Regions from separate parts of the Homo sapiens genome. Here regions 2 and 3 are each linked to region 1. A link is a loop called in an ENCODE intact Hi-C map of the cell type or tissue named here. Cell type or tissue: heart left ventricle. All regions are shown on one strand.

Region 1 (8,000 bases):
GTAGCAAGCTGCCAGAGTTGTCAAAACGGTGAACTTAAGAGCTGTCCTCAGTAGAAGCTGGAAATAAAAATCAACTCAAGTCCTTCCTACTCTGTTGCCTGTACCCTTACTCATCTCCGAGTCCTCTACTGCTGAATCCCTCTCAAACCAGTCAAGTTCTCCATATATTAATAACGCTGTCTTCTTCCAGTCTTTGTACCCTGAGGATCAAAACTACCATTTGCTTTATCTTGATATCATGAGAAAAGTCATTACTGTGTTACCACAGTAATGAATAGCTTTGTCCTAGTTCCTTTAGACACATAAGTGTGTAATTAGTGAGTCAAGAATTCTAAGAGTCTTTTTTTGTTTGTTTGAGGCGGAGTCTCACTGTCATCCAGGCTGGAGTGTAGTGGCAGGATCTTGGCTCACTGCAACTTCTGCCTTGTGGGTTCAAGCGATTCTCCTGCCTCAGCCACCCGAGTAGCTGGGATTACGGGCATGCGCCACTACACCCAGCTAATTTTTTGCATATTTAGTAGACATGGGGTTTCACTATGTTGGCCAGGCTGGTCTCAAACTCCTGAGCTCAAGTGATCCGCTCACCTTGGCCTCCCAAAATGCTGGGATTACAGGCATGAGCCACGGGCCCAGCGCTAAGAGGCTTTTTAATACTATTGAAATGTTTTAACTCTTGGATCTGTCAGTCATTTGTGTGACTTTTGGCAATTAATCTTTAAGTTGTAATCCATTTCTTCAGTAAAAAGAGTGGGTTTAAGTGTGTTTTTTAAAAAAAGTTAGTTTGGAAGTCTACTTCTGTGACTGACTTTTAGGCTTTAAAGACATTTTAAGAGTAATTTGTACCTTTCCCCTTGCTCAATTTGTTTTTCCTGAGAAAATGACTGGCCTTAGATTTAGTGACAGGTACATGCTGCATTTCTCTTTTTGTACACTTCTGGTATTTAATTATTAAACATATCCTTTGACATCTAGAAACAGGATTCACGTCCCTGTAAGTCTCTTCCCCGCCAGTAGTTGAGAATGTCAGCTGGGATGCATTCTGTATTTATTTCCAATTCTGGGGAACTGGACTATCCTGATTATAAGGGGTGTAAATCTCATTTTATCTTTAGATGTTTTGTTTTCTGATCTTTTTATAGGATCTCTAAATCAGGTTATACCCTTTATTGCTCAAAAATCTTTTTTTTTTTTATGAGATGGAATCTTGCTCTGTCACGCAGGCTGTAGTGCCAGTGGTGTGATCTCGGCTCATTGCAACTGCTGCCTCCTAGGTTGAAGTGATTCTCCTGCCTCAGCCTCTGAGCAGCTTGAACTATAGGCATGCACCACCACACCTGGCTAATTTTTTGTAGTTTTAGTAGAGATGGGGTTTCACCTTGTTGGCTAGGCTGGTCTCGAACTCCTGATCTCAGGTGATCTGCCCACCTCTGCCTCCCAAAGTGCTGGGATTACATATGTGAGCCACCGTGCCCAGCCAAATCTGGTATTTTCTTTGCATTTTAGCATTGCTCCCATGTGATATACTGGTAATCAATCATCTAACATTGAGGGCCATCAGATATCACCTATCTCTAAACTGAATGGGATAAATCATAATTTTGAAATTGGATTCTTCACTGTCTCTAATAAAGCTGCCTTAATTCAATGAATAAATTCTCATTTGGAGGCAAATTCTGAGGGAATGGAGACTAGAACAGGTCAGAGACATGTAGCTCATTTTAAGTTGCTATAAATGTCCATCTGGATGTAACATTCACTGCAGAAATAATCTTTAGATGTGTATATTTTACATTTGTTAGGGAACACAGAGTATAGTCTACAGCATTGTGTACATTTCATTACCTGTCATCTTTTAGCTTAAAATAATAAATGTTTCGCAAGTGCCACCCCCTTCAAAAACATCTCATGTTCTTTCCTACTGTGGATGACTGAGATGGTGTGAATATTTATTGATTTGTTTAAATGTGTCAACCATTATATGGTACCTGTAACCCAAGACTAAAAGTTTTTTTTTTAATGGGTTCTGCAAATGGAATATAAAAATTGGTTATCATTTTATTATTTATTTTTGAGACAGAGTCTCATTCTGTTCCCCAGGCTGGAGTGCAGTGGCGGGATATCGGCTCACTGCAACCTCTGCCTCCCGGGTTCAGGCGATTCTAGTGCCTCAGCCTCCCCAGTAGCTGTGATTACAGGCGTGTGCCATCACACCTGGCAAATAGTAGAGATGGGGTGACGGGGTTTCACCATGTCGGCCAGGCTGGTCTTGAACTCGTGGCCTCAAGTGATCTGCCCGCCTTGGCCTCCAAAAGTGCTGGGATTACAGGCATGAGTCACAACGTCCAGCCCAAAAATTGGTTTATAATTAAGGAAAATGCAGCACAATGTTTAACTGCATTAAGTTATTGGATAAAAAGACAAATACACTTGTAGGAGAGCTTCTGTGGTTTACTGTTCGAAGGCACAAATGCCTGTTGCTTTGGCTTCCATATCAGTCAGTATAAAAATCACTTGATGTGCTTTGTGCAAAATTTCCAGGACCTTATGTTTTATATGGGTGTCATGAAGTGAATGGCTGAAAGCTCTTCATAGAAGGAAGGTGGTTTACATCTGTGTGCCTAGGTGAGACTGTTTTAGTAGGTTTCATAGCAGAGTAACAAACAGGAGAAAACAGCTTCTAATATTTGTCATGATGTAGTCTTATCAGTTTAACTTCTTAGCATTTTGAGTTTATCCAGTTTTCTCAAGTAATAAAAAATACTGTCTAAAGGTTTATTTGGTTTTCTCTTGAGAGAGAAATAGTAAGATATGCATAGTTAATTCTACACTTCCACTATGATTGAATGAGAAAAGACCTTTATCAAAACTATTTGATAGGTTACGGGCACAAATAGATTAGCTTTTAGTACAAGTTGAATACTTCATGCTGCTGATACGGAACAATGGATTATTTGATTCGGGATTTTACTGGAAATGAGCATTATGGCCTTGACCTTTTCCCATCTCTGTGATAGACAAGATTTTCATCTTTTTTAACTTCACATTTTTCTCCTGAAGTAGCAGCACTTGACATGAGATTTATGAAAAATGTGTGCTTTCAGCATTGTGTAAATATTTATTTTACAGAGCCATAAGTGTGATCCTTGGTGACAGGTGGAAGAAAATGAAGAATGAAGAGAGAAGAATGTACACATTAGAAGCAAAGGCTTTGGCTGAAGAACAGAAACGTTTAAATCCTGACTGTTGGAAGAGGAAAAGAACCAATTCAGTATGTTTCAATAAATAGTGTTTAAAATTATCTTGCCTTATCCGTGCAGGTGTACTGGCATGTTGGAGCAGTTGTTACAACCTTTAAGAGGTTGTGTTGATGCTGTCTCTAGCATTTTTATACTTCAAAACCTAATAATGTTATCACATCATCATATAAAGACTGCCTTTCCTCAAGGGTCATTTACTCTCATAGCATGGCAAGTCGAAATCTCAGGCAAACTTCAAAAGAATGTTTGTTCTAAACATTGAGTTGGAAAAATAATTTTGGAATGCAGTGTTTCTAGTTGGGTTGAAAGATAAGCATTATTAATCCATTAATATCACAGTAGAAAATTTCTCTAATAATTTTGGGATTGTCTCAACAGCTTTTTTTCCTTAATTGGTGAGGGACCAATAAGGCTGGAGGTGTTGGGGTATGTTAGCTGTCATTCATGGGGACTTGTGCCATTGGCACAGAATTTCTAGATTGAAAAATTTCAAGGAGGAGAAGAAATAGGCCCAGGAATGGTGGCAAACAAGTCTATATGATAAGCTATCTTGGATAGACTTGTTTCTTATAACTTTTCCATTACTAAACTAGCATCTTTTAGGTTCAGCGTTTTTAGATTAATTGCAAAAAAATTACATGTGATATAGTGGGGTCAATTTGAAGTATCATTGAAAGATGAAGGGAAGATATCAATATTTTTATAGTAGGAGGGCTGGCCAAAGATGTTTTAAATTCATTGTGTACATGTGCCTGTTTCTTAGTAAAATGCAGGTCATATCTGTTTAAATTTTTCACAATTTCTTTAAAAATAGTGGTCAGTCAGTAGTCAGATGAGAGGGTGGCTGAACTGAATTTTGGCAGTTCTTGGTTAATTTAGAATTTCATGTGTTCGGACTTTTCCTGTATCCCTTTTCTGTTCATCCTAGTCAATGTCTTATCATTGCATACATTTTCTGGATGCTTGAGCCATCAGATATCAGCTAGCTTTTTAAAATCACCTTTAAGAAAGCAGTATTTTCTAATAGTAAATTTATAAACATCTTATACATCTTAGCTTTCATATATAGGATTACTATGTATTGATTTGTAAACATTCACTGAGTTTAATTTTATTTCCACAGGGCTCACAACAACATTAAACCAGGATGCTTATGTTCTTAAGTCTATATTTGCATATACATTGACTCTTGATGGAAAGACTTAAGAAGATCAAGGTCTCACCATTTGTCCTCAATTCGTGTGACCATAAGATACTGATAGCATTGAGTCTTGAAATGATTTAATAATATGAGTGAGGATTTGCTTTCTCCATTAGAGCATTAAGCTAAAACTATCAACATTTTAAACCAAATTGCCTTATTTTTCTTCCAAACTTCATATATGTCTATCAGGTAATAATAGGCTTGAAAATTGATATCCTGTGGTGCTAAAGTACAGTAGAAAGAGAGGAGAAGTGTATACATGTTTTATTTTAAATTGTACGAAAGGGGAATTTAAAAAATATGTAACTGCTGTTTATACATTGGCTCCTTACTGCTTATTAATCTGTATTGTACACATGATGAAATGAAGCAGAAGCTGGGAGTCGGCCTTTCCTCTAGTAACCACCACATGGCTCAGCATCTGTGCCAAACATAGGCGCTCCTAGTCTGGTCAGTGCCAAGAGGCTACCAGAACATGGGGCAGGTGGCTGGTGTTGGTGTCCCAGCCTAAGAGCCACCTGCTGCAGTTACCATGGCATGCTGAGTTGATGCACCAGGTGGCAGCAGCCATCCGTTATTATTTCCAATGGAGACCTAGCCCAGGCCAAGGTAAAGTTAGTTAATAGCATTGGGATATAGTCACTGTAATGGTGCTATTAACAAACAGTCAACACCATTGTATTTTTTAACTTCGTGTTCTGTATCTCCTCAGCCATGTATCTTAAATATATTTTGTCATCATAATCTTTATGGTGGGGGCAGACTTTGCACTTACTGCAGTGCAACACTTGCACTTTAATTTTCCTCCAACTGTCTAAAATTAGAGCAAATACATTGGCAATACAGCTGCTTTTGCTCTGAGCTACAATCATGGCTTTTCATGTTACTTACCAAGTGGTGTTTCTGGTTAGGAATCACAGCTGTAAAATTGATTTCAGTTCATCACACTTCTTCATGATGTTGCCCCTAAATTTTGCACACTATATTCTTGTATATTATTTCAAATAAATGGAAAAAAAAGTTGCTTATCTCTGACGTCTACTGATTGATTGATTGATTGATTAATCTTGGCTGAATTTTATTTATGAGTTCTCAGAATAACAGGTTCAGGAGATGAGATGGAAAACATAAGGCAAATTCCTAACACTGCTAATTAGGAGGCTGCTGATAGGATTTTAAAAATTAAAAACAATGTTAATAGTGGAACAAGAGCCATCAGAAAATAAGGACTTAGATTATCTACTATTTATAGAGAATTGCTATACAATAAAAATTTTTATTTTTCACGTGGCATTTTTGTTACACGGTTAAACAGCCCAAAGGTCTGCTTTTAATAACATGACAAAGTGTAACAAAAGCCTTGCTTTATTTAAAGATCCAGTATGACATACTTAAAAAGGCCATTTAACCTTGTATCTTAGCTTGGGATGTGCCAGTGGTTCCTCAACTTTGTTGTCTATTGGAATCATTTTGGGGATTTTTTTTTTTTTTAATAGTGGTGTCTGTCAGGCTCCCACTCCTAGACATGTTAATTAATGTGGAGTGCAAGTTGGGCATCAGGATTTTAAAAAAATCCCCTGGTGATTGGTATGAATGTGCAGCCAAATTTGGAAACCACTGAGCTACATGCTTATTTAGTGAAGAAGGCAGGGTTGGGGGAAGCAGGGTACATGTTATAACTTGATCATATCCCTTTAAAAGAAGTGGGGACTTTGGGTTTATGTACCCATAGGAGGACTTGGTTATGGATGGGAAAGACATTTTAGCCTTGTACAAAAATCTGAAAGAGGAAAACATCTTTCTGGAAAAATCAGGTCCATGGAATTGAAAGGTGGTGATAACTCAACATTTTTTATGCTAAAGTATAAGTGCTAAAGAGGTAAATAAACGTCGATAGGAAATACCGAACAATCAATTACATTCTTAAAATAGTAGATAGTAGCAGTCTTTTGGAGTATGTGTTTAACTGCCAACTATGAATGGGTTAGCACAAAGTGGAGATGAACAAAGATTTCATGTCATTACTGAAGAGCAGACATAGCCTTTTGAAGCAGCTGAACCATTATGGGATAAACTGGTGCAAATTCTTTGCCTTCTCTACTTCTCACTGATTGAACATAAGCTTCCAGGGCTCCCCTGAAAACCAAAATGAAAACAATGTCAAAATATTAGATAAATCACATAAAACAGTTAAGGGGATACCAATATATAAAAATTATTAGTAAGCTCATTTCTGGAACTGTTAATGCTCGGTTTCACAAGCCAAGTGACCAACAGCCTTCACTCAGTTACTGGTAGTGTTACTATGGTTACTACGGTTACTACGTTTAGTGTGAAAAACTATAACCATGTTTTCAGTCTGCATTGTTCTTAGTGGTCTAGTCATATACTCGGAGTCCTCTGGCTGTGTAAATATGTTCTCAATTTCCCTTTTCCCTGCTTCCCTACTGAAGACACCGGCAACGGAATGGGCATTTGTGCCTACTCCCAGAGCTCACGAGGGGCATCCTGCGCCTCTGAAAGGCACGCTCAAGAGTACAAGGGGATGGGGCCCTTTGGCACATTCGGTAACACCAGTAGATGCATTATATTCCTGTTATTTGATGAACTATGAACAACCAACAACTAGAATAAGTGCTCTTGGGCTGTAATGGCAAAATACATGATCGGGAAGCAGTCTGAATTTAATCAAGGGGATGTACCATTCCATTGTTTATGATTATGATCTCATGGATTAGGTTGGGGGTTAGCAAACTGCCTGCAGGCTGAATCTAGCCTGATGCTTGTTCATTTATATATTGTCTGTGGCTGCTTTCACACAATGGCAGAGTTGAATAGTTGAGGCAGAGACCATGTGGCCTGCAAAGTCTGAAATATATCTGGCCCTTCTTTTACAGAAAAAGTTCGTCAGTCCCTGAACCAGATCGTCTGTTTAAGTGGAGCTAAAAAGAATGGCTACGAGATTAATTTTTAATTATTGGTCTATTTAAGTACCAGGTACACAAATACATTTTTGTCATATTTTCTTCAAAATTTCAGTTTGAGATTGGAGCATTTGTATAAAGATGTAAGTTAATACCATTACTCAGCTCACATACGATAGCACTTAAGTGGTTTTCTTTTGCTCTCAAATACTGAAAATACTAATCTAATTGGGTTTGTTCAAGATTTTTCATTGAATTGTGGGGAAAACATTTCCCCAGAGTCTGGCTATCACTGATCAGTTTGTAGTGCCCTTCATCCCACAAGCCACTGTCATACGTAAAGGGATTTCAAATCTCTTAAGTTCCAGCCCTCGACCTCCCCCTCCTGATCTCTGCTTCTTCCTGTCCTCTGGACAGTTTTATCTGACTTGCTTCCAGGTAGCCTCAAACTCATTTGTCAAAAAATTGGGGCAGCGTTCTGCCCGCCTTCCCTTATTTCAACAAAGGGCACCATCAACTTAAGGTCTCTTAGTTCTTTTCCCCTCCTACACCGAAACAATTACCAAATCCTATTAATTTGCTACACACATTTCCACATCCAGTCCCTCCTCTCCC
Region 2 (8,000 bases), 190 kb after region 1:
AAACTAGTAGCATAAACATAATCTGTGTCACTTCTCTACCATGGAATCAATCAATCCACAGTTGGGATGAGGTGAAACAACACCTCTGGGGAACCTTTCATGACAATTTAACAGCAGATGTAAAGCAACTTAAAACTAAAATTTTAGAATCTGTTCACACTATAGATCTACATAGCCAACAAACAGCCATATGGAAGGGTATGCAAGATCATCTCCTGGTTAGACCCCCGCTCCTGGGGGTCACTCTTTGACTGGAAAAGAATGTTACTAATTATACTCATGATTGTCTTATCTAGGATGCAAAGCCAGAATAAGAGCAACGATCGCCACACCTGACAAATCTGTTCCTGCATATATCTGCGCTCTCCAATCAATAAGGCTTGATACAGAAAAGGGGGAGATGTAGGGTTTCAGTCAGGATGGTGGGAAAAATTGTCAAATAAACCTTCTTGGAAGGCCAGAAGGTTTTTGCAAAAGCCTCAGGATAAAGTTATGGCTGAAGGCACCCTAATCCTCTTTGAGCTATAGCAAGGTAATTAACATAGGAATGTAAAGGGGTCTATCTAAAAAGCTTGTTTACTCATGTGGTCCTAAGACTAACCTTTGACCATCCACGGATGCATGATTGCTCTCTACTTGGTGGGAGGAGGGGGGAGGGTCGGCAACGGTGATTACCTTCCCGTGATGTTTACTTGAAACTTTTGTCATTTAACGTGTGCTGAATAAATGCCCGGAAGGCCAGCGAGTACAGCCCCAGTTGCAACTGTTTATGGCACTCTCCTGGGAGTCTGTAAGCTGCCTGGACCCTCAGCAGACTGAAAAGCATAATATCTGTGTCAGTGTACATTATTTATCTGTCGTTGGGTCAGGGTCTGCGGGAGGGACCCCTGCAGAGTTCTAAGCATCCTTTGTGTATTTTAGATATTAACCTCTTATCAGATAAATGGTTTGCAAATATTTCAGCCTGTTCTATTGGTTGCCTTTTCACTCTATTGAATATTTCCTTTGCTGTGCAAACGTTTACAAGTTTGATGTAGTCCCATTTGTCTATTTTTGCTTTTGTTACCTGTGCTTTTGGTGTCATATCTAAGAAATCACTGCCAAATCCAATGTCATGACACTTCCCCCTATGTTTTCTTCTAAAAGTTGTATAGTTTCAAGTCTTACCTTTAGGTCTTTAATCCATTTTGAGTTAATATTTGTATATGGTGCAAGGTAAGGGAATAATTTCATTCCTTTGCATGTGGGAGGAATCTGCATTTTTTCAAGGCAGCATCCCAAGTGACATATACACACCAAAGTTTGAGAACCACTATTTACATCATCCCTGAAAGTCAAATTAATAAACCTTATTGGTCAGGTGCGTGTGGCTCAAGCCTGTAATCGTAGCACTTTGGGAGGCCAAGGAGGGCAGATCACAAGGTCAGGAGTTCGAGACCACCCTGGCCAACATGGTGAAACCCCGTCTCTACCAAAAAATACAAAAATTAGCTGGGCATGGTGGCGGCCACCTGTAGTCCCAGCTACTTGGGAGGCTGAGGCAGGAGAAATGCTTGAACCTGGGAGGTGGAGGTTGCAGTGAGCTGAGATTGCGCCACTGCACTCCAGCCTGGGCAGCACAGCGAGACTCAGTCCCCGCCCCTAAAAAACCATTATTTTCCTCAGCAATACCACGTTGATCACTTTCCTCCAGAGGTTTACCTGGTTCTCTAATGCCCAGGTGTTCCTTGCACAGAGTATAAAAGGGTATGATCCTTATTCCAAGGACAGAAAACCCAATTTACTAATGATGAAAATTATGGTCTTATAACAATAGTTTCTCTGCTGCAATCATCTAGTGAGCTCCTATTATGAACCAGGCATTATGTTAGGTGTTTTACATATATGATGTCTACTTTTCCCCAAAAAAATGTTCAACATAGTTGCTATCATTTCCTAAAGACAGGGAAACTGAAGTATAGAGAAGTTAAGAGACAAGGAATAGACGGCAGAGTAGGGCTTCAAGTCTGATTTTAAAGTTGATGTTTTTTCCAAATAACAATGCTTATTTGCAAGTAACCATTAATACCAATTAAAGAAAGGCCTATTTTTTAGAAAAATTGGTAAAATAAAGCTTAAAAGGAAGTAGAATGACCAATGAGTTTTCTGTTTCACTAAGAATATTAAAAAACAACTTACTATCTACTATCACTAATTCATGAGGGAAAGAATATTGAAATACCAAAAAAAAAAAAAAGGATAAAAATCAGAATTAGAGCTGTTTTTCAGTAGCATTAACACTGCTTTATGAAAAAGTCACTACCATGTCCTTTTTTTAATTGTAGAGGGGACTGATGAAACCTTGGCATGATTGCCACCAATCTGCAGGTCACTGTTTGGAAACCATTACTTATGTTATTTTTCTGTACAAATACACACGTTAGCTCAAACCTTCTAAAAGGCGCCTGCATACCACATGTATTCCTCAACTTTAAAGTCTCCATAAAAACTGTCCATGGAAAAAATTCTTATTTCTTAGTATTCCAGGTCACTGTGTTCTCTGGGGAGCTTGATGGTTTTAAGCAAGCAGAGAACAGTTAATCAACTTCTTGCCTCGCATACCAGACTCCCCATACTCTGCTACAAATTACAATTTTATTACAGTTTAGGTCAATAAAATCATAAATTGTCCCTAATGAAGTCCTCTTTCTCACTGCATAAGAAATATTGACAAATACAAAGTGAGTACTTCAATTCACTGCTCATCTTGGAACTGCCTGCTTTGTCTACCTATTTTTTCAATGTTCCAGGATCAGCTCTAGGAATTCTACTGTTTCCTTACATCCCCTACCAAACTCCCTCTTTACAAAACCACTCCCATTCTTGGTACTCTGTGCCCCTAGGTGGTCTGCATTCACTGCAATACCCCATCACGATCTGTAGAAAACAGTATACTCCAAGAAGACACTTTCTCCCCGTGATCAATAACACCTTATGAGTAAATATTGCTTCCAGCTATTAAAAAGGCCTTTAGACCTACTGATTTTATTTTGTCATCACAAGATAGGCATGATAAGTAGCATAATGCTAACTTTATAGTTAAGGAAACTAAGCTACCAAGGGGGTGGGCCCACAGCTGCTTGGTGGCAGGCCAGGCTCAGGTCTTGGGTCTTTCACTCCCATTCTGTACTCCCTCCAACAGGTCATCCTGTCAACCCATGACTTTACACGATCTCCAGATGTACCCATTTTGCAGCTGAGATATGTTCTCTGGCAATTGTAAAAGATCTCAAACAGACCAAAACCATTTTTAAAATACTACGCTAGAAAAAGATAAATTATACTGCAAAAGTTGCGCTATCTTCTAGCCAATGTCTTCTCTTTGGATAATCAATATTCTAAGAATAACTTTTCTATGAATTGTCACTGTAAGTTTCAACAAATCAATCTTCTATGAAATTTCCTAACCTCATAGATTATAATATAAAATTTGATAAAAGACCATGTAACAGGGTAGAAAAGATATTTATTATTATTTTTTTTTTTGAGATGGAGTCTTGCTCTGTTGCCCAGGCTGGAGTGCAGTGGCACAATCTCAGCTCACTGCAAGCTCCACCTCCCAGGTTCACGCCATTCTCCTGCCTCAGCCTCCCACGTAGCTGGGACTACAGGCACCCGCCACCACGCCCAGCTAATTTTTTTTGTATTTTTAGTAGAGACAGGGTTTCACTGTGTTAGCCAGCATGGTGTCGATCTCCTGACCTTGTGATCCGCCTGCCTCGGCCTCCCAAAATGCTGTGATTACAGGCGTGAGCCACCATGCCTGGCCAGAAAAGATATTTTTTAAGTGAAAAAGATACTTAAAAAAAAAAAAAAGACTTCCTCATCCTCAAAAGCATTTCAGAATATGGCACAATCGTTTTCTTTACAAAACCAAAATATTTCCCCTGCTTTAGAAATAATTATGATGTGATTTTTTTCTTTCTTTCTCAACCTCTCTGTAGCATTACATGGGAGGAAAATAAAATTCCACAAAAATAGAAAAGAAGCATAATTGTTTAAGATACCCAAGCTTGCCAAAACAGGAACACTGTAACCAAAGCAACTGCTGGCATAGCTAATGGAACAGAGATGTAGCAAGACTGCTATAAAGATTGTTTCATGAAATAGCAAGCAATATTTTAGTTTACAAAGCCATAGGCTAATATGAGATAACCTTTGTGAGCATAAATACAGCATTAAATCAAGTGTGACAGGATTTTTAAAACTTTATATAATTGAAATTAGAAATAAAAAGTGACAGAATTTGATGAGAAATAAAATGCAAAAAATGACATAAATATGCAAGTCCAGGGGCCCACAGTGGATAATACCATTAACATTGAAACTCTGAAAGGAAATCCTTGTATCATGAGGACTAACAATCACATTTTACTTTTTCCTCTAATAAAATATTCTTTAGAAGTTAAATTCTTTTTTAAGTGTTTCGTCTATAAAAGAAGGGCAACAAATTGAGGGAAGGAAAAGGACAAATACAGAATACAAATTTAGCTCATGTTGCTCTGCTGTTATAGTCATGAAATTCTGCAAAGTGACTCAGTTCACAAAACTCTGACTTATGATAAAGACTTAGTTGAGTCCAACTGATTTTAACTGGAAAACCACACAGAGATTTAAAAATTTTACTTCCAAAATAATTTATTAGCATGGATGTTTCAAAACTAAAATATTTCTTCAAAGTTTAATAAGTGCACCATTTCACACTCAAAATGAAAAATAAGAAACCCCAGAATCACATTAAAAAGACGGGGAAAGGGTGGGGTGGAAAGAAAAGTGGGGAGAAAGAGAGGGAGAATGAAGATAGGGAGGGAGAAGTAAAGGGTGGTGGGAAGTAGAAAGAAAGAAAGAAATGATCAACACATTCCCAACTCACTGTGTTTTCCCAAAGACAGAGGTTATAGTCAGAAAGATGCAAAGTCAACTCAAGCAAAAATTCAAAGTAGCTATCTTTCACTGTATAGACAATCCTAACTACTAAAAAGCGATACAGCTTTTTTAAATAGTGTGTAAAGGGTACAAATCAAATCGTCTTTACCATGAAGCAGATCTTTTTTTTTTTTTTTTTTTTTTTTTTTTTTGAGAAGGAATTTTACTCTTGTTGCCCAGGCTGGAGTACAGTGGCAAGACCTCGGCTTACTGCAACCTCCGCCTCCTAGGTTCAAGCAATTCTCCTGCCTCAGCCTCCCAAGTAGCTGGGATTACAGGCATGTGCCACCACGCCTGGCTAATCTTTGTATTTTTAGTAGAGATAGGGTTTTTCTATGTTGATCAGGCTGGTCTTGAACTCCCAACCTCAGGTGATCCACCCACCTTGGCCTCCCAAAGTGCTAGGATTACAGGCGTGAGCCACTGCGCCCAGACAAAGCAGATAATTCTTTAAACCACTCCCCCTGGGTAGAATATGTATTTAATAAAATTAGGCCGATTTTCAGGTAAACTTAAGACAATAAAAAGAACAGTACCTTAATCATGTACAATCATTGAGAAATTATAAAATCCTAATATTTATGAAGAACACTTAATAAATCCATAACACCATACATGTGACAACTATATAACAGGACAAAATATTTAAGGCAGCTTATAATATCTGTGTGCATATGCTCCATTATGTTACACACACGTAACACTTTTTCTGGAGATAACACATGTCTAGAAGACTGAAAACTTAATGGAGCTCCATGGGAGATTACAAGAATTAAAGGAAAAGAGAATCACATTAAATACCATAATTTAAAAGCAAGAATTATATTAGCTACCTTAGTTGTGATTCAGAGCTTAGCAGTAGCTTTGCTGATTCAGTAACATGCAACCCATTAATGCTTGATGTGTACTTCTCAGCTAACCTAATATAATTATTTCAGTACCTGTTAACAATCAACAGTCAACAGTACATAATACAAATAAAATTAAGATACTAAAAAGGAAATTTAATAGTACAATATGATCTCATACACCAGAAATCAACTTTATTCTAGCCTTTATTTTGAAGAGAGGCAGAAAAAGAAAAAGATTATATAGAAAGGCCAGGGGGGTGAGGAGTGGGGGGTGGGAAATGAGAGAAAAATGACAAGAGGTAGAATGAAGATGAACATGGATTAGAAGAGGAAAGTTCTACAGAAAGTGATACACCGAGTGCCTAAAAAAATGAGGAAGAGAGTATAAAAATGATCAATATGGAGAAGAAGAGCTATTTTAATTTCTCAATTTTTAACAAAATATCTGAAGAAGACATTCTAACAAGTCATAGTTTGGCATTAAAGTTTTTAAATAATGTCAATACACAGAATAACATATTCCAAGTCATATTAGATAATAGTAATTAATATTAAAAGGAAACTATTGAAAATGTTTATTCAACAATAAAATGAATTTTATAGGAAAATGGAATAATGACAAATTAATGTGGCAAGCCATAAAAACATAGCTTATTTTTAAATATAATAAAATGTAAAGTCATTCTGTGCTTTACCAAAGATATTTATGGCAAGCATTATGTATTAGCTATTGCCCAAAACTACTTTCTTCTTTTTTCTTGATAAAAACCTAATTTTCTCAGGCAATGGCTGATAAGTAGCCTGAGCCGATGTTGACAATTCTGTTCCTCTTTGCCAGACACTTGTTTTCACAGTCTTCTTGATAGCTAGGCTGGGCATGTGACTCAAATCTGGCCAGTGAGACATAAGGACATGTTGGCTTAGGCAATTTGGGGAAGGATATTATAACAACACCTTTTGACTCACAACTGGCTCTGCCCCACCTCTGTACCTTGAACACAGACATAATGGCTACCGGCATGACAGCTATCTTGTGACCATGATGGGACAAGCAAAAGCACACTAAGGATGATGGAATGGAAAAAAGAAAGGCCTGAATCCTTGTTGAATAGTTGAAACAATGTTAGCACCACCTACACCCAGTCAAATCTGTTGGTGTAAGCCACTATTAATCTAGCTTGCTGTTAACAGTTCATACAGCCTCATCCAGCACCATCATTGATTGAAAGACAATATATAAAAAAATACATGGGCCCATAACAATAATTTTTAACAGATGAAAAACAAAAGAATAAAATCACATCTCATCTGCTACCTTTGGTGGTGACTACTGTATCAACTCATTACTCTATAAAGTGGTAATGACAGTGAAATTTCTAAGTATTTATATATCATTTTCAAAAGAAACTGCAGTTCAGGGTAACCAAATATGCACAGTTGATGAGTTAAAGTTCTTTACAAAATAATCGCAGCTAGTAAACACAAGGAATAACAAAAATAGAAAATCACACTTTCATAATCCCTAAGTAATTTAAGAAAAAGATTTAGGCAGAAATCGTTGATATTAAAACCATTATGGGAAAGACTGACAGGAAATTAAATAACCTCAAAACGCAAAGGTATCCACAAATTACAATGAAGGATTAAATGAAAGAAAAAAAAAGGTCTTTTTCAACAAAAGGTGCTCAAAAAACTGACTTTCTCTATGGAAAAAAAATAATTTTGCACTGTACATAAAAATTAAAATGTAAAATTCTAAAACCTCTAAAAGAAAACATGAGACAAAAACTTTGTAACCTTAGGTAGGCAAAAATTTCTTTCATAATATACAAAAGAAAACATGGATAAACTAGACTTTATCAAAACAAAAAATTTTGCTTTTCAAAAAGACAATATCAAGGGAGGAAAAGACAGCATTATTCATAATAAACAAAAGCAGTCTACCAACTTATCAAGACACAAGCAAAATGTATATATCCATAGAACTGAATATTATTCATCAATGAAAAACAATGGACTATTTATACATACAATCAGGAGTTCCCAACGCCCCTGGGCTGCTGACCAGTAAGAGTCGGTGGCTGTTAGGAACTGGGCCACACAGCAGGAGGTGAGCGGCAGGGCAGTGAGCATTATAACCTGAGCTCTGCCTCCTGTCAGATCAGCAGCAGCGTTCGATTCTCA
Region 3 (8,000 bases), 520 kb after region 1:
GTGCACCTACTTTGTAATAGACACAGAACTAGGGGCTGGGTATCCAGGGAATGGTTAAAAAAAAAAAAGACAGTTGCTATTCTCACGGAACTTATAGTCTAACGTGGGAGATGATCAGTAAAGAAGTAAACATACCAATAAATATATAATGACTACTTACATAGCCATAGCCATTATAAGGAGGTAGAGACTGAAGGCGACAAATGGAGGGCAATAATAGAGAATGATAAGAATAGCACACTCTCTAAAGAGGTAACATTTAAGGAAGGAATTGGCATGTACAGATCTGGGGAAAAAGTTTTCAGGCAGAGGGAACAGTATAGGTAAACACTCTGAGTCAGGAAAGAACTCAGTGGGGAGGGGGGTTGTCTCACAAGTGAAAGATCAGCAGGACTGGAGGGTGGTAAGAGAGAGAAAAGGCAAGGAGGTCATCAAAGCAGGATGCTAAACAATCAAAAGTTTGTAATGGGAAAGCACTGAAAGGCTTCAGACTCAGAAAATATGGTAAGATTTGTATTTTTAAAAGATTATTCTGGCCAGGTGCAGTGGTTCACACCTGTAGTCCCAGCACTTTGGAAGGCTGAGGCAGGCGAATCACCTGAGGCCAGGAGTTCGAGACAGCCTGGCCAACATAGTGAGACGCTGTTTCTACTAAAAATGCAAAAATTAGCAGGGCCTGGTGGCACACGCCTGTAAACCCAGCTACTTGGGAGGCTGAGGCAGGAGAATCGCTTGAACCCGGGAGGCAGAGGTTGCAGTGAGCTGAGATTGTGCCACTGCACTCCAGAGCGAGACTCCATCTCAAAAAAAAAAAAAAAGATTATTCTGAGAGAAGTGTAGACTGTTTGTTTCTATGTGCAGAGCATATCTCAAAGGATACAAAAGGAACTGGTCATTTTGGTTGCCTACAGGAAGGAACTGGGTACCTGGGGGCAGGGGTTCGAGGCCGAATTTTTACTGTAGACCCTTTATTAACTTCTGATTTTGTACCACAAGAAGGTATTGTATTTTTTATATATATATATATATATATATATATATATATATATATATATATATATATAAAATATTCCAAGACCGGAAGTAGGAACAGGAAGAAGGCCATTGCAGATGTTCAGGATCTATTTGAGACAGACTTAGGAAAACTTAGTGATCAGACTGTGAGGGGAGGAAGAGGGAAGAATTGAGATAATCTCTGTTTTTGAATTCTGGATTGAGTAACTAAGTGGATGGTGCTGATAATTACTGAAATATGGGAGACTTGAAGAGGGTCAGTTCACAAGCATTGGCAGCTCCATAATTTCTGTTTAGGGAGGCTTATGGGTGGCCAGCTAGTTGGAAGTGGGGGCTAAAATAGATGTATTTAAAATATGTGTTTGCATAGCATTTATATTAGTCAGGATAGGTTTAATTATACTACAGTAACCTAACACATTCATACCTCAGAACTAAAAAGAGCAAAAACTTTAGTGACTTATACAAGAAAAGTCTGGGGTGGTTTTTTCTTGCTGAATGTTTGCTGTGGGTCAAGGCAATTTTTTTTTCCATGTGATGACTTAGCATTCTAGGCAGCTTTGATCTTAGACATCTATTATCTCAACACAGGATCACCTTTCTTGAAGGCAAGGAAGAACAAAACAAAACAATAAAAGCAAGAATTGTGAACCTGCTTCAAATATTTCCACCCAGAAGCAACATGTAACTTTCACTCACATTTCGGTGGCCAAAGTAAAAAAAGCGGGCAAATATAATACTTCCAAATGTCTAAGAAGGGAAGGAGAGCTAAAAATATTGGTGACCACTGATACTATGTTCTTTTTTGAGAAAGGATCTCCCTCTGTTGCCCAGGCTGGAGCTCAGTAGCACAATTACAGCTCACTGCAGCCTTGACATCTCGGGCTCAAGTGAACCTACCACTCAGCTTCCTGAATAGCTGGGACCACAGACTTGCCACACTATGCCGGGCTAATTTTTGTATTATTTGTTTTATAGAGAGAGGTTCTTGCTATATTGCCCAGGCTGGTCTCAAACTCCTGGTGCTCAAGGGATCCTCCCACACACATACATACTTAAAGAGTAGAACTAGTAATGAAAGAAGAATTGAAAATGTACAAGAGGGAATAGATAACTGATGGTGTGTGGACAAAAGACAAGAGGGGATCTAACTTGTATAGGATGAATACTCCCCTTTCTCTGGGATGAAAGGAATTTAGGATGGGATGGGAGTTGGGGGTCAGGAAGTTGAAGGAATGGTTCTGCCACAGGCCTCTCTTTTATTTCTTTCTAAGACAGAAAGGCCAGGACAGATCGACTTCCCAAAATGCTCTTTTCAACTTCTACCCAATTTAATTATGTTCCAATTTGCTTACATCTCCTCTTCACTTTTACCCTTTTATGCTTTTTTTCTGTCAACTTCTCCCCGTCTGGGATCCATCTCCAGCCCCTAGGTCTTCAGCCGATTTAGAGTATTACCATGGCCAGTCTTCTGGGATCACCTTGCCCTTTGATACCCAAATGACAAAACAGTCCATCCTATGTAGGAATTCCAGGCTTTTATTCAATTTCTTTATTAATGAGTGCATTCACATGTTTAAAAGTTTGTCACCTTAATTCTATAACTCAGTTTCAACTGGTATAATAATACATCTCAAAGATGGACACAGCCTTACCTCCCTTAAACATAACTAGGATATGTTTAATAAGATTTTGCTTGAAGGCTTAGGGATAACAGAAAGGAGTCAAGACAGAAAAGTTGAAAAGTATTATAACTCAAATGTCTAGCCCATTTTGTTCTTGCTTTACTAAGAGTTTCTCAGATATCAGAAAAACATCCAATTACAAAAGGATTGTGGATATTTACTTGTCATGTAGAAAAACTGCCTAAAAACCTTATTTGAACTCTTGCTCTTCCAACCAAGTTCTTGTCCCTGTGTCAGCTGTCTACTCCCCTCCCTACTGCCCACAAAGAGTTTCCTTCCACAGAATGTTAGGTACAAAATCTCTGACCTTCAACAGGGTTCTTCTCCAAATCACACCCTGCTACAACATAAGTAGGAGGAATATATTTCTGCAAAACAAAAGCTCCAGTTGTTAGCCAAACCTGACCCTAATTACACTCCTGAGATGGTGAGGTTTAGTATCGTACCATCATACCCAGCTACAGAAAACGAGAGTTTCTCAAAGTTCGTCTGCTGATCCCTGCATCAGAATCTCCTGGGGCCTGGGAATCACAAATCAGAACATGTTTGCTTGTAAGACATCCATTAGGTAATTATTTGGGAGGAAATATCTAGTTTTGGGGCCACAATATATTTATATATCTCTCTCTATATATTGCATTATTGCCATTGCAATAATGCAAAATATTTTACATCTCTTCATGACTTCCAAACTTTTGGTGAAACGTATGTGGGAGACTTTATTTACCTGTGACTGGTGCCACCTAGTGGACACCATCTCCTAAAACGGTTTCTGTCTAGGATTTTTATCTACCTGTCAAATTTGAGGATGATGAAGACAAAGACGAAGATGACTCACAGTCATTAAGTGCTTATTATTTGTTAGGCATTGTGAAAGTTGTGATGCTAGTTATTTAAATTCTTTGGCTAATTTATTTTTTATTTACTTACTTATTATTATTTTTAGGGTCAGGATCTTGCTCTGTTGCCCAGGCAAGAGTGCAGTGGCACAATCACAGTTCACTGCAGCGTCAAACTCCTGGGCTCCAGCAATTGTCCCACCACAGCATCCCAAAGCATTGGGATTACAGGTGTGAGCCACCACACCTGGCCTCACTGGCTAATGTAATTTCCACAAAAACACTACAGGTGGGAACAGGTATCCTCATTTTACAGATAATGGAAATTGAGAAAAAGAAAGGTTAAGTGAATTGCCTAAGGAAGGCCACTCGGGAAGTAAACTGCTGAGTTAAATTCCAGAGCCCAAATCCTTTAACTACTATTCTAAAACACTGAGTCAATTCTACAATTAAAGAAATCAGTACAATTTCTTTTGATAAGTGAATGTTGATGGTGTGGTTTAACACCCTAGAGATAGCTGAAAAAGATTTAAATGTTAACAGGGTCCAAGGAAGCAGGTAGATTGTTCCCTGGGGCATTAATAAAGGGCCAAATAAATGTCCTGAATTGGACACTGGGCAGACAAGATTCATTCTGAATTCCTTTAGGTTAAGGAGAACTAGGCTATCATTTGTATTGCCTCTTATTGCAGGAGATAAGCAAACAGTAACAATAAATAGAATAGCTAAAGTTAGGTGAAGACTGACACTCTCCTCCCCATATAGCAAATTAGATAGAGAGCTCACACTCTGTTCCAACAATCTGGAGTGTTTATTCCTAACAAAGAAAGAGTATATTATTCTCTAGCCTCTCAGTGAGAGATTCACTGCAATTAAGTACCAATCTTTTCTCTTTCTAGTATATTTTATTTTCATGGTACTGTAAAGGATCTTCTGTGCAACTCAGGGAAATTAGGTCATTCCCAGGTATATTAGTCAGCTTGGGCTGCCATAACAAAATGCCATAGACTGGGTGGTGGAAATAGCAGAAATTTATTTTCTCATAGTTCTGGAGGCTGGAAGTCAGATCAGGGTGCTGGCATGACTGGGTTTTGGTGAGACCTCCCTCCTTGGCTTGCAGACAGCAGCCTTCTTGCAGTGTGGCTCACAAGACCTTTCCTCGGGGCAGGCACATGCAAGCTCTCTGGTGTTTCTTCCTATAAGGAAACTAATCCCATCATGAGGGCCCAATCTTCATGACCTCATCTAATGCTAATTACCTCCCAAAGGCCCCATACCCAAATACCATCACTGAGGGTTACAGCATCCACATGAAATTGGGGGAGGATACACTCCATAATATTCTGCCCCCTGGTCCCCCAAAATTCATGTCTTTACTGCATGCAAAATACATTCATTTCATCCCAACAATCCCCAAAAGTCTTATTGCAGGATCAATTCTGAAATCTAAAGTAAAAAGTCTCATTTAAATATCTAAACCAGGTACAGATAAGATTCATCCTGAGGCAAAATTCCTCTCCAGCTATGAACTTGTGAAACCAGACAAGTTACGTGCTTCCAAAATAAAATGGTGAGACAGGCATAGAATACACATCCCCGTTCAAAAATAAAGAAATAGGAGAGAAGGAAGGAGTGATGGGTCCCAAGCAAGTCCAAAACTTAGCAAGGCAAATTCTGTTATATCTTAAGCCTGGAGGAAATTCCTCTTTGGCTCAAATCTCGGTCTTCCAGACTCATTGAGGTAGTAGCATTACCCCCACTGCTAATGTGTGGCCACAAACATGAAGCTTTGCTGGGCAGAGACCTTTGAAACCAAGGTGGAGGCAGTCTTGCCCTACGCCATCCCCCTGGGCCCATGCACTCTTAGCCTGTGGTAGGAGTGGCAGTCCTGATGATCTCTCAATTGCCTTTGGGGTCCTTTTGTCCTTTTCCTGAAGAGTAGCTCACTTTCACAGCTGAATAGCTCTATGGTCCTGTCCTGTAAAATCCAAGAAGTCAGTCATACCTCCCACTGCCTTCCCCTCCCCTCCCCTCCCCTTTCCTTGACAAGATCTGGCTCCGTTGCCCAGGCTGCAGTGAAGTGGCATGATCATGGCTCACTGCAGCCTCAACTTCCTAGGCACAAGCAATCCTCCTGCCTCAGCTCCCCCAAGTAGCTGGGACTACAGGTGCATGCCACCATGCCTGGCAATTTTTTTTTGGTATTTTTTGTAGAGACAGGGTTTCACCATGTTGCCCACACTGGTCTCAAACTCCTGAGCTCAAGTGATCCACCTGCCTCAGCCTCTCAAAGTGCTAGGATACAGGTGTGAGCCACTGCACCGGGCCCTCTCTTTCTTTGTCCCCTTTAGTTCAAACAGATGGTGTCTCTGCTGGTATAATCCCATCTCTATGCCTGCTTTCTGTTGAAATGGCTGATTGTGTTCACGAACTGCACTCATGATCTTTTTATCAAATGGATGTTCATCCACACCCTTAGTATTCTTTTCAGGACAAGCTTTCTCATTTTTTGCAATATGGATAGGCTGATAATTTTCTCAAATCTTCAAGCTCTGGTTCCCTTTTGCTTAATTCCTTCTTCAATTCATCTCTTTCATTTCACATTTTGCTATAAGCACTCAGGAGGAACCAAGCTACTCCTCGGACACTTTGCTTAGTAAAATATCCAATTCAGCCTCACAAGTTCTACCTTCCACAAAATACTAGAACACAGTCCAGCTAAATTCTTTGCTACTTTATATCAAAGATCACCTTTCCTCCAATTAATATATTCTTCCAATGACTTGTTCTTCATTTCTGTCTGAGACCTCCCCAGAATTGCCCTTAATGGTCATATTTCTAGTATGCATCTCAAAGCTCTCCCAGTCTCTCATTATGCAGTTTCAAGCTGCTTCCACATATTTAGGTATTTGTTACACAGCACCCTGTTTCTTGGTACCAAAATCTGTATGAATCAGCTTGGGCTGCCATAACAAAATACCATAGACTGGGTGATGTAAACAAAAGAAACTTACTTTCTCACAGTTCTGAAGGCTGGAAGTCTGAGATGAGGGTGCCAGCATGGCTGGGTTCTGGTGAGACTTCTCTTGCTGGCTTGCAGACAGCTACCTTCTCACTGTGTGTTCACATAGCCTTTCCTAAGCACATGTGTGTGGAGAGAAACAGAGAGAGGAAAGCTCTTCAGTGTCTCTTCTTATAAAGGCACTGAACCCACCATGAAGCCCCACCCTCATGACCATCTAATCCTAATTATCATCCAAAGCTCCATCCCCAAACACCATAAACACTGGGGGTTAGGGCTTTAACAGGTGGAGTTGGGAGGATACAAATATTCAATTTATAGCACCGGATATCCTTTATTTTAATTTGTTTTGTTTCCATTTATTTTTGTTACAAATGAATCTGTCTAGAGTTTTTTTCCCCAACTTTTAATTATACAGTATTTTCAACACCACAGATGTTGAAAGGATACAATACTACACGCCCCCCACCAAGATTCACCAGTTGTTAACATTTTGCCATCCTTGCCTTATGTATATGCCTATCTACCTATATATATTTTGAAAGTAACTTGCACATCATGATATGCTACCTCCTACCGAGTCAGCATTCATCTCCTAACCAAAATACCATTATTATACTCAAGAATAATTATCTTATATCATCTTCTGGCCCATCTATATTAAAATTTCTCCAAATTTTTATAGCTATTTTCCCCTGAATTTGGATCCAATCAATTTCATTGCATTTGAAAAAGTGCTGTCATCTTCTATGATAACAATGCTTTTTTCTGGAATACCTCCTGAAGGACCCGCCTGAGGCTGTCTTACAGTTAATATTTTTAAAAAACAAGTAGTAGTATACTCTAAAATAATGATAACGATTAAATGCCTTTACTTTTATTAATTCAAAAAAGTCCTCCTACCCTTTTCTCCCCTCGTGACCTTGACTTTTTGAAGAGACAAAGGTGTGATAATGGCATTGTCACTATGTTATATTTTAGAGATTCATACTGAAATACTTACCAATGAAATGGGGGGAGAGCTGTTACAAAAATACAATGCATAATTAATTTGCCTCAGATTTAATTTAAACTTCTTACCTAAGTGGAATCAACTTCTTACCTAAGCTTATCAATTGCACAAGTAAACATACAGGATTGACTTACGTGGTGATAATACTGGAAAACACTGTATGTTTATGATTCTAGAATTCTACCTCAGTTTAGCATAGTTTTAAACTTAAGTTCATTAGTGATTTAGCTCATCAAAATATGTGGGTGAAAAATATTAAAACTCCAACTAAAAACCCCTCAAATAAGACTAGAATAAAATTCTAAGAATCACCCTAAATCATTCTACTCAGGAATAACTTTTGCTATGGTCTGAATGCTTTTATCTCCCTAAAATTTATATGTTGAAATCTCACCCCCAATGTGATGGTCTTAGGAGGTGGGACTGTT

Evidence for each region. Hi-C counts contacts between places; a loop is a spot of excess contacts. Peaks named below come from ENCODE experiments on the same cell type or tissue, not always from the same donor. Only the 100,000 strongest peaks of a DNase experiment are listed, where the experiment ranks them.
Region 2: it touches region 1 in a loop (2.1-fold over the local background); 2 of 110 quality-filtered maps call a loop at or near these places.
Region 3: a loop joins it to region 1, with 6 times the contacts of the local background. A loop is called at or near these places in 55 of 110 quality-filtered maps.

What each region holds. Positions count from the first base shown.
Region 1 is chr7:107,197,034-107,205,033 of GRCh38, forward strand. It overlaps HBP1 (HMG-box transcription factor 1), which reads left to right. Exons shown (of 11, transcript NM_012257.4): 10 at 3,127-3,268; 11 at 4,381-5,489. The coding sequence ends at 4,398. COG5 (component of oligomeric golgi complex 5) reads right to left here. Exons shown (of 22, transcript NM_006348.5): 22 at 4,339-6,597. The coding sequence ends at 6,483. LOC124901720 (a long non-coding RNA gene) reads left to right here and starts at 6,597. Exons shown (of 2, transcript XR_007060471.1): 1 at 6,597-7,458. In heart left ventricle, a CTCF peak has its summit at 4,996 (motif pointing right); a DNase peak (open chromatin) is centred at 4,988; H3K27ac peaks cover 514 bases.
Region 2 is chr7:107,390,455-107,398,454 of GRCh38, forward strand. The region is part of intron 7 of COG5 (component of oligomeric golgi complex 5); the gene reads right to left. Among named protein-coding and RNA genes, the nearest start is that of GPR22, 76 kb to the right of the region's middle. RefSeq lists an enhancer at 404-926. In heart left ventricle, no CTCF peak of the experiment used is centred here; no DNase peak of the experiment used is centred here.
Region 3 is chr7:107,721,883-107,729,882 of GRCh38, forward strand. No RefSeq gene overlaps it. Among named protein-coding and RNA genes, the nearest start is that of CBLL1, 18 kb to the right of the region's middle. In heart left ventricle, CTCF peaks have their summits at 3,441 (motif pointing left) and 3,643; no DNase peak of the experiment used is centred here.